Regions from separate parts of the Homo sapiens genome. Here region 1 is linked to region 2. Evidence: chromatin contacts called from ENCODE Hi-C data. All regions are on one chromosome and are shown on one strand. Each heading gives the region's core, a stretch centred on a gene start or an enhancer-like site at or near the end of the contact. The rest is flanking DNA. Distances are from core to core; before and after follow the strand shown.

Region 1 (2,700 bases), core at 159-2,658, 2.2 Mb after region 2:
CCAAAATGCATATGGCCTCAAACTCAAAATATTTCCTTGCTGCCTGCCACTCCAGCATAGAAACGGGGACCCAGGTGACACAGGTGTCATGCCGCTGGGTTTCCAGGGACAGCCAGGACCTCCCCATTCCTGGTATTCCTGATATCCTCAGATCTCAGCTGCTCCAGGGGCTGGAGGTTGCGTTCTTCTCATAAAACAAGAACAGTATAGGCATTTGCTTTTCATCAGTGTAATGAAACTTTAGGGACTTATGATCCTAAATCACATTACACCAATGTGAACTGCACTCAAATTGTTGTAAACTAAATTTGCAGAACAAGCAGTTTTTGTGCAATTCTTTGCAGTCTACTCAGCTCTTTCATCTCTGTGTTCAGGTTCAATCCTCATTAGTTCTTCTATGAGAGATAGTTATCCCCAGATGCGTTCAATGCTCAGCTCCTTGCCCTGGCAGGCCCCGTCCCAGGGTCCTGGATGGCAGATGCCATGCCCGCCCCGCGAAGCTCAGGCTCACCAAGCAAGCAAACCGCAGCTGGTTTAGGTAGACAGCAGCTGCCCACAACTGCTAACAGCCTCGGGTTTCTTTTCCTCAGAATCACTCACCCTAAATCTACACATTGTAGACTGTCACATTGGTCTAAGTAGTGCTCCTCAAAGTGCACTGCACATTAGAGTCACCTGGGGAGCTTCACCGCCGGGCCCCAGGCTCTGATTCGCCCAATGGGAAGGGAGCACCGGGCACTTGTCCTGAGCCCCTGGCCCCTGCCTGGTTCTGCAAACCCAGAGCGTCCACATACCAGGCTTCCTGTGCTTAACATTGTGTCCTTGAAAAGAGCTAGCTGCACTAATGCCCATTGATTTCACTGTGTGTGACCACAGTAAAGAGAAGCAGCTTTGAGGGATTTAGTGTTTTCACTCCAGTGCATTCCATTCTAAGGAAACGCCTGACCACGGCTCATGGCTAGGAGGCCCCGCAGTGCCAGATGCTGCCCTGGAGTTCAAGTGGAACATTTGCTGTCTGAACCTTTCCAAACTCCCCCCACCCATGACCTCATGGCCCACCAGGGGGCGACTTTTTCCTGGGTCGCCTGGCAGAGAGCCGGAGGGGGTGCTCAGGGGGCAGCTGCTGCAGGCCCAGGCGGACTCAGCCGCGCTAGGTCGGCTCCGTCGCACCCGTCTGTGCACACTAACCTTTAGGGGAACTTGCCTTGCTTCCTAAGCCGCGACTCAGCCGGGGCTGTGTAAACCCTCCCTGCCTGTTCCCAGGCTAGTCTGGCTCCTCGCCTCCTTCCTCCCGACCGCGGAGCACGTGCACTTTACCTGCGCACTTGCAGATCTTTCTCCAGGAGTGAGTTTAAGGTCCGCACCTCCGCTCTGGATGGTGAGCGGAGCACAGCCTTCGAAGTAAGAACTCAGAGGGAGCTCGGCGCTCCCGCAGCGGGTCCCCCACCCAGGCACGCCCCCGGCCCGGCCCCGCCCACAGCACTCCCCACTCGGCCCCGCCCACAGTGCGGCCACGCCCGTAGCACGCCCCTCCCGGCCACGCCCACAAAGCTGCCCACATGGCCCCGCCCACAGCTCGCCCGCTCCGCACCCCCGGCCCCTCAGCTCCCCAGCCCCCGGCGGCGCGGGCTGAGAGCAGCTCCGTCTAAGGCCACGCCGCCCCGGCGTCCCCGACAGCGCTCTCCGCGGGGATAGTTTCCAGCTTTACCTCTAAAGAGGCGGCCCAGGACTGCGGACAGGCTTTTCCCTATGAACAAGAACGGGGAAATGCTCAGTGAACATTCTGTTCCCTTCAGAGCTCTCCCAGCGGGCACTGAGAGGCCCTCCAGCTAGGACGCCAAGGTTACACTTGCCGACAGCCCCTCCTGCAGCACAGACACACACACGAGATACACAGACACACACAGATACACAGACACACACAGATACACACAGACACACACACAGATACAGAGATAGACACGATATACACAGACACAGATACACAGATACACATACACAGAGACACACACAGAGACACAGCAATACACAGACACACAGATACAGGACACAGATACACAGATGACACACAAGGACACATGCAGATACACAGACACACATACACAGATACACACAGACACATGCACAGATACACAGAGACACACACACAGGCACAGAGATACACACAGATACACAGATATACACACAGACACAGATACACAGACACACACAAATATATACAGATACTCAGACACAGATACACAGACACAGGTACAGACACACAGATACAGATACAGAGATACATACAGATACAGAGATACAGAGACACACACAGATACACACACGGACACACACAGAGATACACAGACACAGATATACACAGGCACACAGATACAGACACACAGATACACACATGCACAGATACACACAGATACAGAGATCTACACACAGAGATACACAGACACACAGATACGCAGACACAGAGATACACAGATACATAGACACATACAGACACACACACAGATACATGCACAGACACACACGCAGATACACATATACAGATATACAAACACAGATATACGCACAGACACACACAGATACACACACAGATACAGACACACACACAGATACACGCACAAACACATGGAGACAACACAGCTACAGACACACACACAGCTGCAGTGGCCAGGCCCTGCACAGGAATTGGCAGGAAGTAAGAGG
Region 2 (2,700 bases), core at 1-2,500:
GTCTGTTTCCCTCCCTGGGAAATCATGAGGACCGAAACGCTCCTTGTGCGCTGTAGCTCTGAGGTGGCTGTCATGGCCCGGACGGCGGGGGAGGCGAGGATGGTTGTGGGGAGGCGAGGATGGTTGTGGGGAGGAGAGGGGAGCGTCAGGAGGGTGTCCCAGAAGTGTGGGGCGAAGGGCTCCCCTCCACATCATGGGGCATCCGAGAAGGGGTGGGAGAATAAGCACGGCATGGAAAAAGGAGCTGGGAGTCCCCCACGTCCGCAGTGAGACCCCACAGATGTTTCATGGCTGTGACTGTTTGCCTCCCACTCAAGAAGTACAGAGATGAGAAGCAGTTATTTCTTGCCCAGGAGGCCGTGGCTGGGCGGTTGGCCGTGGCCCCAGGCTCTTCCTGGGGGTGCCTGCTAACAAGGCACTGCCCTGGATGGACTCAAATCACGTCTTCGCCAGGACCCTGGCTTGGGGAGGCCCTCCCCTCCAGCACCCTGGCTTACCCGGCTCCAGTTATGACATTCTTACATCTCTGCCCAGTTTTGCCACCATCCACAATGTTGCCCAGAACCCAGTGTTAGAAGGTAGAGTGGTGACAGGTGTGAAGAAAATAATCCCATCCCCCAGTCACAGGGGTGGGCTTTTGACATGTAGAGGCCCAGATCAGGGAAAGGTTTGGCTGAAGTCTGCATTGTTGGGGAAAGGAGTCAGGTCTCACAGTCAACCAGCAGAAACCCAAACGGAGCATCAACTGCAAATGAAGGCCCACAGCGCCTGCAGTCTTGAGGCCTCACATCCCATGGCTCCGTGTTTTCCTCTACCAGCCCACCTGGTGACCCCCGAGGCCTTCGGCCTCCCTACACTTCGGCCTCCTGTCTTCACAGGCATCCCCGTGGACCCTTCGCCCAAAGTCTCCAGGGGTGTCCGCGCCTACCAGACTCCCAGCTTCAGCCAGTCCACACTGTTGCCAAAGTAATTACCGCCTCATTCCATTTGCTTACCCTGGAGCTTCCAGGAGTACTCCTGGTGCTTACAAAGCCAAATGCTGATTCCTCAGGCAGAGGTCCCTTGAGGCCCTGAGGGGAACCAGCTTGCTGATTTTCTTCAGCCCCTCCCTGGTTCAGGCCCAGCCCCAAGGTGAGAGGTCTCCTTATCCTTCTCAGAACAGTCCTTACTCATCCCATCCACATTCCGCTCTAAGGTTCCAAGATTCTGTGAGTCACAATGCTCCTCAAGTCTGGAATCTTTTTCCACCTGCTCTTCCCCAGTGCAAAGTCAGGATTTCCAGGAAGGCCTAGCTCAGCTCACCTCTGGAAAGGTCTCCAAGCTGTGTGATCTGGGGAATCGTGGAGGGGTTTTGAGCTCAGGTGTCTTCTGCCAGCTGGACTCTGAGACCCTGGCCTGCTGGGGCGAGGATGAGGCTCTGATGTGGTCTGGTCAACTCTGGGTTGGCCATCTGCACCACAGGGCTCTAACAAGGGCCTGCTATAGGCCATGAGAACCACTGTAAGTGTCCTTGTTCGGCAAATACTTACTCATCCCCTGCTGTATGCCCGGCAATGTTCCAGGCACAGGAATTCATCGGAGAGCTAGAGAGGACAAGATGTTGTCATGGAGCTGCAGCAACTGAACGAAAAACCATGAGAGCCCACGGAGGGCTTTGGAAGGGATGAGGGATGGCCTTTTCGAAGAGAGGCACTGGAGTTGAAACCTGAATGGGACAAGATCAGGTGGAAGAGGCTTCCAGACAGAGGGGGCAGCTCTGTCAAAAGGTCCCAAAGAAGGAGAAATCTCAATGTGTTTAAGAAACAGGTGGGGCTTCTGCCTCACACTCATTCTAAAACCTTCAACCCCACAGCTTCTGCTTTAGGCAATGGGGACACCTGGGAAACACAGTAAGTTTCTGCTCCCCGGAACACTAAGTCCTCACGTGGGAATCCCAACAAAGATGGCTCAGAAAATGAAGGGACACCTGAAACCAGGGCTGGGAGGGGTGGGATCCTGCTCTTGCTCCTGTCAATTGGGCGGTCCAAGGAGGCTTCTCAAGCAACACTGAGCGGAGGCCTAGGGACACAAGCTGTGCAGGCACCTAGGGAAGAAATGGTAAGCACGGGGCGGGATAGGGAGCGTTCAGGGATTTCAGGCCCAGCAAGGAAGCCGGGGTAGCTGGAGCTGAGTGGGAGATTGGAGACGTGGCCGAGAGTGAGGTCATGTGGGGCCTTGTGGATCCCGGTGAGGATTTTGGCTTTTGAGCGAGAGGGAAAGCTTGGGAGGATTTTGAGAAGTGGCATCAAGTGGCTTTACCGAGGTTTCCAGAGATCACTCCTGCTGCAATGTAAATAGAATGTAGAGGGCCAGGGCAGAAGAAGGGAGACGTCGTGGCGAGCGGCCACTGCAGTGATCCTGCAAAGGTGCTGTGGCTCAGGCTGGGTGGCCATGGTGGATGTGGGACATAGCCTCCTCAGAGCATGCGGGACATGCTGTTGGAATGGTTGTGGGATGTGCAAGAGAGGAGGTGAGGGTGGCCCAACAGCTAAAAACCCAAGTTTCATCTAGTGAGTTGGGAAGACAGAAGATGAGGCAGAACTGGAGGTGCCCACCAGCCCTCAGGAGCAGGAGTCGTGCTGGCAGTGGTGATGTCAGTCTGGGGTCAAGAGCAGGTCTGGATGCAGGAGAGGGTAGCCATGAGGAGCAGCAGAGTGGCCA

Evidence for each region. Hi-C counts contacts between places; a loop is a spot of excess contacts on that map. Pooled maps may share reads with other maps.
Region 1: a map of tibial artery shows a loop between it and region 2 (7-fold over the local background). The contact joins the promoter of OCA2 here to the promoter of ATP10A-DT in region 2. A Hi-C loop is called at or near these places in 1 of 168 maps with a recorded cell type or tissue (tibial artery), 1 of 37 single-sample maps with no recorded cell type and 6 of 50 pooled maps.

The regions. Positions count from the first base shown.
Region 1 is chr15:28,097,907-28,100,606 of GRCh38, forward strand. It overlaps OCA2 (OCA2 melanosomal transmembrane protein), which reads right to left and starts at 1,409. Exons shown (of 24, transcript NM_000275.3): 1 at 1,318-1,409. RefSeq lists an enhancer at 704-1,356.
Region 2 is chr15:25,864,020-25,866,719 of GRCh38, forward strand. ATP10A-DT (ATP10A divergent transcript) reads left to right here and starts at 1,251. Exons shown (of 2, transcript NR_183988.1): 1 at 1,251-1,889. It also overlaps a transcript of ATP10A not described here.